Linked DNA regions of Homo sapiens: region 1 is linked to region 2. Evidence: chromatin loops called from intact Hi-C (ENCODE). Cell type or tissue: CD14-positive monocyte. All regions are shown on one strand. Links, peaks and the distances in the headings refer to the core of each region. The heading gives the core; the rest is flanking DNA.

Region 1 (5,384 bases), core at 137-5,136, 53 kb after region 2:
GCCCGCCTCAGCCTCCCAAAGTGCTAGGATTACAGCTGTGAGCCACCATGCCTGGCCTCCCAGTTGTGTTTTATTTTATTGTATTTCCTAGAAGTAGATAGAAGTATGGTAAGAGCTCAAATCTGTCTCAGGTTAGTTCAAATCCTGCTTCTGTGACCTCTGGATTTGTAATGCTCTAAGGTGGGGTTCTTAGCTGCACTGTGCCTAAGTTTCCTATCTTTAGAGTGGAGTAGATTAATTAATTCACTTAAGCACTTTGAAGAGTGTTGTGCATGGAGGAAGCTCTCCAGAAATGCAAACTTATTGTCAGTTGGCTGCCAGATGACCCAATATACTTTGCATACACTTTTAGAAATGTACCCAGGATACTGCTCTTCCCTGTCTGCACAGTTAGACTTGACCCTCCTGAGCATGGAGGTCATACTTTATTTGGATTTTTCTGGCATTCCTCTTCAGGGGCTGGCAGGTAGGATGAGCTCAGTCAACATTTTTAAATTAATAGACAGTGTTCTGGATAATGCCTGTTCTACCATCCACGCTATGGCAGTATAGGGATTCTCAGTTGCCTATTTTTTTTTTTTTTTTTTTTTGAGATGCAGTCATGCTCTCATGCCCAGGCCAGAGTGCAGTGGAGCAATCTTGGCTCACTGCAACCTCTGCCTCCCAGGTTCAAGCGATTCTCCTGCCTCAGGCACCTCAGTAGCTGGAACTACAGGCATGCGCCACCACGCCTGGGTAGTTTTTTTTTTATTTTTAGTAGAGATGGGGTTTCACCATATTGGCCAGGCTGGTCTTGGACTCCTGACCTCATGATCTTTCCGGCTGGGCCTCCCAAAGTGCTGGGATTACAGGTGTGAGCCACTGAGCCCAGCCTCTTCGTTGCCTTTCTAGTTTCCATGCCTATGAGAAATTCATTCTACTGCCCTAACACTTGCTTATCAGCTAGTTACTGAAGCTGACCACATGTTGAGACCACACAGCATGTGTCAAGCACCATGCTGAGTATATGACATCCATCACCCATTTCGTAAAAACACATTGTATTCCACTACCCCAGTGTACTGGGAGACAGCAATGAACCCATTTTAAAACATTTCCCATGGAACTTACAAAGGAGGGGATATCTGTGTACATCCATTTAACATTTTCTACCTCCCAGAAAGCTCAAGTAGCACCTTACTGAGGGTCAAACAAAGCTGAAAAAAAGAGAAAGACTCTGCAGGAGGCTTCTCCTAGGCAGAATATTGGTGTTGCTACCCCAGAACAAAGGCTTTCTGCTCCAAGCCAGCCAGAATCTCCTGGTGAGAAAAGGGCAGGATCCAACTCCAATAGCAAGCCTTTATATCATATCCAAATGCATGTAAAAAAAAAACTCTTGGTTCTTATTCCATATCACAGGTGAAAATAATGGGCCAACTCTCATGCATAGGCGGACTGATGTAGTCAGTTTATGTATCTCCATCTTTATATCTGTCATCAGAGCTGCCAAACAATAAATGAGACATTTGAGGAAATAATCAGCTCTGTCACTGGATTTTTTAGCATAATCTGAACAATCATACTTAGGAGATATTTCAGGGTAGGATTGAAGAGCTCAGCTTTTGGAATTAGGCACATATGGGTTCTAATCTTCCATCTTACTATCTGTAATTTACTAGCTAAGTTGTTTGGATGGATCGGTTCAAACTCCCTTAGCCTCAGTTTCCTCCTCTGCCAAATGGCGATGAAGACACCTGCCTCACAGAGTGGTTGGGAATATTAAATGGGATCATGCACGTAAAACACCTAACGTAGTGCCTGGTTCGTGAAAACTGCTAAAAGACTGTTTCACTTGGTATAAATGGACTTAAGAATGTTGTATTTTTTCATTATTATGATCTTTATTGTTATTGTTTTGTGGTAGTAGAAAGAATCCCTATAGTGGATAGAAAGCTGAGCAGAAGTTTTGGAAATGACAAAAACAAACAAAAAAGAACAAAAATTAAGATCACAAAAGCTAAACCGTCAACAAGAAACCCAAAACATAAAACAGAATCAAGTAGAACTGCTCCAGTTGATTCCTCACTTGATTCTCCACCCCTTTTCCTCCATCTCTCCCCTTTTTTATTATTATTGGTAGAGGTAGTATTATCAATAGAATTTCACTACTGCTACTACCACCACCACCACCACTAGCCTGGTGGCTTCTTCATACAAAGTCAGCATGGTGCAGTGGGAACAGGTAGATCTGGTTCAAATCCAGACCATGCCTCTCACTATCCTTGTGACATCAGGCAGAACAGGAGGCTAACTAAGAGGCAGGGAAGGCCAGGTTGAGGCCTTCACTCATTGGCATAAAAATAAGAGAAGAAGGTGTATGGAGGGGATCATGGCAGAGAGGAGTCAGGACTAGATTGCAGCTCCAGACAGAGCAGCATCCAGAGGCTTGCATTGTGAATTTTAGCTCCAAATTGACTGCAAGAACAAACCAACATTCCCAAGAGGACCCACAAAACCTCTCAAGGAAGTGGACTGCTCCTGCAGGACCCAGAAGACACCCCAAATGCTGTGAGTGGCAAGAGGGAGAGGGATAACAGACTACAAATATGGTGCAGTGTATATTGCTTGGGTGACGGGTGCACCAAAATTTCACAAGTCACCACTAAAGAACTTACTCATGTAATGAAATACCAATACCTTATGGAAAAATAAAATAAAAAATAGGGGAAGAAGAAATTGCATAACTCTGTTATGCAGTTTAACAATTTTGTGGTAACAAGATGATCACTTAACAACAGCTTCTTCAACCCTTATGTTGTAACATTCTAGGATGTTTGTCTGTTTCTTGAAAGGGAGGGTAGGGTCACTCCAATTCTGGGAAAGTTTTTGAAGCCGAAGAACAAGTTGTATTATGTCAAGACTGAGTTATAGCTTCCCAGTGTCACACAGGAAGTTTGTATCAACACCAGGATAAGGACTTGGGCCTCCTAAATGCAAGGCACCACAAACCAGTGGGCTTAATGCTGAGACATTACCTAGGCTTCTGTCGGGCTGTATGCTCCCCATTTCATAATGAAAGCACACAAAAAATTAGCATTTTTGATGACTGTGAAGTGCCTTGCACTGTTTTAAGCACTTTGTTTGTATAAGCACTCATTTAATATATCATCCTTAACTGACAGATAAGCAAATTGAGACATAGTCCAGATAAATGTCTTTGTCAGGGTCAACTGATGCCAATTAACTATTAGCTTTCATGTAATTCAGTATTTATACTATATTGTTTCTTTCCTCAACTCTGCTATACATGGTCTTCTACTTATTACTTCCCAGATTTATCATTTACATTTTTGCTCTTCTTTTAGGTTAAGAATTTAAAGATCCATCTGCAGAGCTGTTCTTTTACAATTTCCAGCTCAAATGGGCCCTCCTCTGTAAAGCCTTCTCTGATTGCTTCTAGGAAGAACAACCCTCCACTCCCCACCACCCTGCATTTTGGCATAACATTGTGTGTGTGTGTGTGTGTGTGTGTGTGTGTGTGTGTGTGTGTGTATTGACATGCCTCTCTTGCCAAAATGAATCTGAACTCCGTAACTTTGAGGGCACTTCTTGGTCATTTACTTCTGCAGCTTCATGTGCCTTTTCAACCACAGAGTAGCTTCTTCATAAATATTAGATGGCCAGATGAGTAAAATAAAGAACACTCTCAAGGAGAAAAAAGAAAGTGAGAACTTTATTTCCGTGTACTGAACTGCCAACAAAACTGAGAGGTAGATATTATCCCCATTTTAAGCCGAGACAAACAAGACAGATACCATAAGACAGGATCAGAACACAGATCTGTCTGATTCCCAAAGCTTTTGTTCTCTCTAATACATGAGAAGAAAGACAGGCACATTAATGGTCACATGCAGAAGCGGTTAATGGAGTTCACAGACAAGAAAGGAAGAAAGAGAGCAAGGAGAAAATGAACATCAAAAAATAAGGAAGTTGGAATACTGACAGGTCAAAGCAGAGAGAAAGACAAGACTTACTAAGCAAGAACTAACTTAGTGCACAATAAGAAAATGCAAAGGAAGGAAGATTGTGGTGACATTTAGAGAGCTTAGAATGGCAACAGAATTGAGCTTCAGATATTTGGAAGAGTTTTATTCAAAACCGTGGCAAGAGCCAGAAAAAGTAAAGGGCAGAGACAAGGGCCTGCAGCAGGCAAGGAGGAAGCATGATTTAGAGACAGATGCCACAGCTCAGGAAGGGAGCGGCTTGACCCTGCTGCTTGGAAAGGGGCATGCCTGGGAGTGCTGGCACTAAGGACACTGTTGGTTGCTATTTGCAGTGGCATAAGGATGAAGGATGATAGCAGCCCTATAGTGATATAAGGGACCATCATGAATGGCATTTCAAGAAAGAAAGCAGGAAGGAATGAGGAACCAGAGTTCTCTGTTTTTATCAATCCACAACTGTGAAATTTATGAAGAAAGTTTACTCTCAACTGACAAGCATTCACATATGGTAAGAGGCACAAGGGGTCGAATGGTACCTCTGTGACTAACAGTGTAGGAGCCTGGGAGATATCACTTTAAATGTCAAGTATGGGAAAGAAGAAAGAATAATTGCAAGGATTAGTCCACAAAAGTGCTTGAGTTTAGAGAAACTGTATTCTTCTCCTTTAAGATAATTAAAACTGACCAAGTATACACATTGCTGAAATAGAGGAGACTCCTGTAAGAATGACATATAGCTTAATTTAAAAGCTTTTGGAATATGTAGGCAAAATGGAAGATATTCTTGAGTTTATAACATGGGGCAAAAGAGAAACTCCTCCTTGGAGGAGTTTTCAATCTGTTATCATAATAACTCCTTGCATTTATGTAGCACTTCCCTAAATTTTATTGGAGGCTCTGTCTCATTTCATTCTCAAAACTTTCACAGAAGACAGCGTAAAAATAACGTTATCTCATAGATAAACAGAGACCAAAGAGCAAAGAGATCAAGAGATTTGCCTTTGTTCAACAGCCTGTTAGTGGTGGAGCCATTTCACTATCAATGTCTTGTTTCCACAGCCTTTCACCTATAACTCAATGGGGTTGATAGCTTAATCCTTTTCAGAAATGAGGGAACATGGGAAATATTATAAATACATGGATACATCATGACTTGACGAATGAGTCTCCCGTTTTGATATAGCATCATCAGGTTTAGAACGCTAAAACCACATGTTAAGGATGCTGGAAAATCTGGATGATGAAGTTACACCTCTAATCATAGAATAGAATTCCTGGAATGGACATTTACTCCAATTGCCACAATTTATAGGTAAGGAAACAGCCCTGGAGATGTGAACATGCTAGAATGTCAGAGAGCTGGCCTGACCCTCAGCAGCCGTTTGGTTCATTCCTTTCTGA
Region 2 (5,384 bases), core at 113-5,112:
GAAAAAGGAAAAAACCCACCTCCTGGGAGGCTCTTGTGTTTGGGCTGATGAAAAAAGCAATAAGAATCCTCAGCAACATAATAAAGACAGCACCAGGCAATCCCACGTTCCTGGGCAAACCCATCGCTGTGATTTTACCTGAGTCTGCAAATAAGATTGTGTGACTGGTAAAAGGATAACTATTATCCCATTTCACAGATGGACAAACAGAGACTCAAGGGAGAAAGTGGCAGAACTAGGGCTAGAACACAGAGCTTCTTCCTCTTAATCCATTATTTTTTTATTTGCTTTTTTCTCCCTTGAATTGAACAGAAAGGAGACAATCCAGGATATAGATCAAAACATTAAAGGAGTCAAACCAAATTGTGTTTTAGAAGAATATTTAATGACCTGGGGAAATGTTTACAATACAAAATGTAGTTAGAAAATAACTATATGTGCACATGTGTATTATAATTCTGATTATGTAGACATTTTATATAGACACATACACACGTCATATATCAACCAGGAAGTATCTCTGGATATAATGAATGACTTTGGCTTCTTCCTTAGGCTTTCCTCTACTTTATGCATTTCTTACATTCTGCACATATTTCTAATGTTTCTAAAAGTTAAGTTGAATATATAATTTGAATTAATAATATATATAAGTACAAACACACACCCATACAGAAGTCAAAATTAGATCATCTCAAGGGAAAAAAATGCTTTGCTTACTTTCTCTTGCTTTCTCTTATGGAGGATATAAAACTAATCAGTGATCGAATCCAAAGTCTCTGCTAGGCAATCAACATTATGACCTAAGTCAAATGCTTCATCTCTCACAGCTCACATTCTTCATCTACCAAAGAGGTATATTCCTATTTATTGCCTAATTTCTATGGTTTTTGAAAAAATAAATGACGAATCAAAATTTTGCGCCTTGAGTCCAAATGTATAGGCAGACAGGAAGCTGGTATGTGATGAGAGAGGGGGAGCCCTTCTCTTGAAACCACAAATTTAATCAGAATTTCTTCCTGTCTTCACCAAGCTGTAGGCTGAAGCAGCCCCTGTGATTATCTCTTCCTAATCAAGTGGGTGCCTATCTAGGGAGGCAGATGTAGCTCTGGTGGTGGGGGTGAGAGCCTCTAATTGCAGGATTTACATGAGAGGAGATTCCCCAGAGGCGGAGAAACAGACAGCCAAGGAGACACCACAAGCTATTTCCTCAAGCAGAAAAAGACAAGGAGGCCTTGGGAAGAGGCTGCCCTCTTTCTGGCCCTCAGGGTCTTTGTAGGTGGAAAAGGAAGTTAAACTGGGACTGGGCGGAGAGGGATAGGATTAAATTGGAGGTAACTTCATTGAATGGCTACTTTCTGCAAGGCACTGTGGGACTGGTAAGGGGGAAAACGCAACAGCAAAGAGTTCAGAAATAAGATTTTTCTAGTGCCTAGTGTGAGTCAGAAACTCTGTTAGAGTCTGTGTTTAAATGATCAAGTTGAATCTTGAAGAATAATTTGTGAGGTAGTGATTAAATCCACAATATCAGGCACACATTAAACAAGAGCCTCCTAGAATAACTGCAGATCTGGCAAACATGCTTTGCTTGCCTGCACGTGGCTTTCTTTTCAACTTGGCTTCATTACAACATAAATGTTGTTCCTTTTACCTAGGATGCCCTTCCCACCCTCCCCACTTGAACAATACCTTCAGGAATTACTTCAACTGCCACTTCCTCTAAGAAACCTTCTTGTACCACTCTACTCTCAAGCTAGTTGAAATTCTGAACTCCTACTGCACTCTGCATTATTTGTTGTAATTATGAGTGCTTGTCTGCACCCCCACGACATTGCACATGTTATTTTGTGAGGATTTGTTGTTGTTGTTGCTGTTGTTGTTGTTTAGTTTGTTTCCCCCCACCTTTAGAATCTCTGGTGCCTAATACAGTGCCCAGAGAAAACAAAGTGATCAATAAATGTTTATACTCTAAATAAGAAACTTGATGAAGTCATGGAAAGAAAGCAAAGGATATATGGATAAATGAATGAGTGAATAAATGATATGTGAATAAATATATCAATGAAAGAAAGTATGAATGTTTCTAATACAACTCTGAATCTTATAGGTACACAAAGTGAAAGGAAGTAAAAATGATTGGAACTGAGCAGAGATGGCAAAAACATACAGGTTACAAAGGCCAACATCAAACTAATGCCTCATCCAGGAAAACCATGGCTATTTTTAGCCTGCAGTTTCCCAAAAACAGCATCAGATTATTTGCAACTGACCTGTGCATTTTGAAAATTTCCAGTCATCCTGCCAATTTTCTATCTGGTGCATCCTTTGGGGCTCATGTAAAAGCCCCAGGCCCCCTAGATCTGCAAGGGGGCAAATAACCTTCTCTGATCCTTCTGAATCAGGTTGTGCATGTGTGTGGCTTTCCAGCTAATTCTGATCATTGCTCTCATTTAGGATCTTCTGTAATGAAAATTCTTGTACCTTCAGCTAATAGGGTTGCTTTAAAAAAATAGGAAAAAAAATTTCGTACCAAAGGGAAGGCTATACCAGAGAAAGTCTTGTATACCCCCATGAAATCTAGCATTTTATGGTTTCATAGTAAAACAACCACCAATCATAAAACAGTATTTCATTTTTAAAAATGTCTTGCTATTGGCAAAGAGATTTAAAGATATCATGTGCATTTTTCTAATGTAATCTTCATGACACCCTTAGTGCAGTGGGTATGTTCATCTTTCTTTGAGAGATGAAGAAACTGAGACTCAATGAGATGACTTACTTTTCTTTTGTCTCAGCTCCTCAGACACTATGTGGATCTTCTTTCTTTTTCAATTCTCTTTTCTCCCATAATGGAGACATGATCACACATATCTGGTCCTTCTCTCCTTCTGGACACATAGAAGGACTATCCATTCTGGTCCCTTCTAGTTAGGAAGGGCCATGTTGCTAATTCTGGTCAATGAGCTGTCAGGAGAAGCACATGTCATTTGAGGATATAAAGCATTTCCCTGCTGATGCAGCAGTCTCCAATACCCACTTCAACTCTCCAGGTCACATGTTTCCTTCTTCCTCTATTGGAGTTTCATGTTGAGAAAGTGGAGCCACAAAACCAAAGCCACCTGGATAGCTGAGCTATGACCCTGAAGAGGGGAGTAGATTTGGCATGAATGAGAATTAAACTTTTGTGGTGTTAATCTGAAGACCTTTGCAAGTTATTTGAGGGTGCAATGTAACCCATTCTTACCTGACAAATGTAGATGCTCCTATGAAAAATTACAAACCTACTTTTCAGTCTCTGAAGCCCCCATCACTTAGGGTTTCTGCATCCACACGTTCCAGAGGTTTTTCCAGTTCTTGCTACGTAGTGCCCTCCTAGCGATCCCCTACAGAGCATTAATAGTGGCTCTCTAATCATCTTTGGAAGTGCACTTAAATTTTAGTTCCTGATCAATACTCCTCCCCACAATGCCTCACTTCTTTTGCCCTCCCCTGCATCACTGAAATAAACAAGCTGGGCTATTCCCAGGTTGCTGTACTTGCCAGCTTCCTATCCATTCCACTCCAGACCCACTGACGTAGCAATGACAGGAAAGACTAGAGTCAGAAGATCTGTTGCAAATTTGAAGATTTTTGGAGCTGAAAGAAGGCGTCCAGTGGTAGAATTAGGAACATAGGGGATGGAATTTGCCTCCTCCAATGCTTGCATATCCTCTACAGCAGAGTAGGAGGGTTACACTCAAGTTTCCCAGAGAAACACCTCTAGGGGCAGGGCATTCACTAGCTCACAAAGCATTTCTTCCATCTTTGAACAATCTGACTCTAGATAATTATTTGTCTTGTGCCTGTGTATTCCACACAGGTTCCTGACTGTACTACTTGAGAGTCAAACAGAGAAATCCATTCTTCTTCCCCATAACAATTCTTTAAGAATTTAAAAACAGTTGCTAGGTCTTCTTCAATCTGCCACCATATCTCCCCTTTCAGCCTAAACCTTTTCAATTTTAACATAAGAAAAAATAATTATTAAACAGAAAAAAACTTACCAAGAATGCACAGCTAGTAACTAAAGTTTCTGGCTCCCAATCCAGTGCCCATTATAGTTATTTATTCATCTTTTTACTCAGTAAATATTTTATGAGCATATAATATATACACAATGGTAACACAGGGCTTACAACTTAAATATGATTCAACTCCTGCCACAGGAGAGCAAAAATTTTAGTAAAACGTAAGATGTGTGGACAGGTAGCTACTGTAGTTGGAAGGAAATGAAAAAAAATATTCATTAAATGCTTTCTAAATGTCAAGCACTGCCAGGTGCTTCATATATTATTTCATTTAATTTTCAACTACACACTAGGGTTGACAGTATCATACCATTTTGTTCATTTAAGAACTGAAACACTGCTCTAGATTTTTTGTATTGCTGCATAAAAGACCACCCAATCGTAGTGGTATAAAACCATTTGATCGTGTTCATGGAGTCTGTGGGCCAGGAATTAGAATAAGGTATCACAGAAGTAGCTTGTTTATGCTCAAAGATACCTGGGGCAGTGGGAAGGTCTCAAATGTCCAGAGGCTGAAATCAAAAAGAGATTTCTTTATGTACAGGTCTGGAACCTGAGGTGAGTTGATGTCTGGGCTCAGCTGAGACTGCCTGTAAGAGCCACCTACCTACGTAGAGGCCTCTCTATGTGCCTTAGCTTTCTGGTGGCAGCTGGGTTCTTCTAACAGTATCTGAAGTCATGCAATCCCACTTCCATTACAGTCTATTTGGTTAAGGTACTTATAAGGCAAGCATGGATTAACTTAGAAATTAGACTCCAGTTCATCATGGGGAAGTGAAAAGGTCACACTGCAGAAGAAGCTGTGGTACAGGTGATATCACTGCAGCAAACACTGAAGGCTTAAGCTGTACAGCTGGTGTGTGTTGAAGCAGGTTATGTATCCAGGCCACTTTGGCTCGAAGAGATTTTCTATGAAACTTCAGAAGATGGGTAGAGCATTATGTTACTCAAGAAGGCTCCATGGAGGAGGTACCATTTGGAGTGGGCTTTGAAGGAGGGGAGAGATTTGCATGTGGAAGCATTCTACATATGGGGTAAAGTGTGACTAAGTCACAGAGGGAGCATCATGATCTTCCTTCACTGTCTTCAGGCTATTTTCTATTCCAATAAAGAAACATAGAAAATTATCCTCTCCCAACAGTCAACAGAAGTACTGGGCATAGGAAAGCTCTTGTGACTAAAAGGTGGCATTTTTGCCAGATGGCAAGTTTCCCTGGGTGACTATTACCCATGACACAGGGAACTGAGCTTGTGGCACAGCCCAGCCACAGGCAGACAGAGAGGACTGGGCTGAATGGAAGAGGAAGGAAGGAAATC

Evidence for each region. Peaks named below come from ENCODE experiments on the same cell type or tissue, not always from the same donor. Only the 100,000 strongest peaks of a DNase experiment are listed, where the experiment ranks them.
Region 1: a loop joins it to region 2, with 3 times the contacts of the local background. A loop is called at or near these places in 6 of 110 quality-filtered maps.

What each region holds. Positions count from the first base shown.
Region 1 is chr9:117,723,037-117,728,420 of GRCh38, reverse strand. TLR4 (toll like receptor 4) reads right to left here. Exons shown (of 3, transcript NM_138554.5): 3 at 3,686-5,384. Among named protein-coding and RNA genes, the nearest start is that of TLR4, 21 kb to the right of the region's middle. In CD14-positive monocyte, for the core only: no CTCF peak of the experiment used is centred there; DNase peaks (open chromatin) are centred at 2,760 and 3,960; H3K4me3 peaks cover 3,020 bases; H3K27ac peaks cover 3,591 bases.
Region 2 is chr9:117,775,670-117,781,053 of GRCh38, reverse strand. The region is part of intron 2 of LOC105376244 (a long non-coding RNA gene); the gene reads right to left. Among named protein-coding and RNA genes, the nearest start is that of TLR4, 74 kb to the right of the region's middle. In CD14-positive monocyte, for the core only: no CTCF peak of the experiment used is centred there; a DNase peak (open chromatin) is centred at 3,033.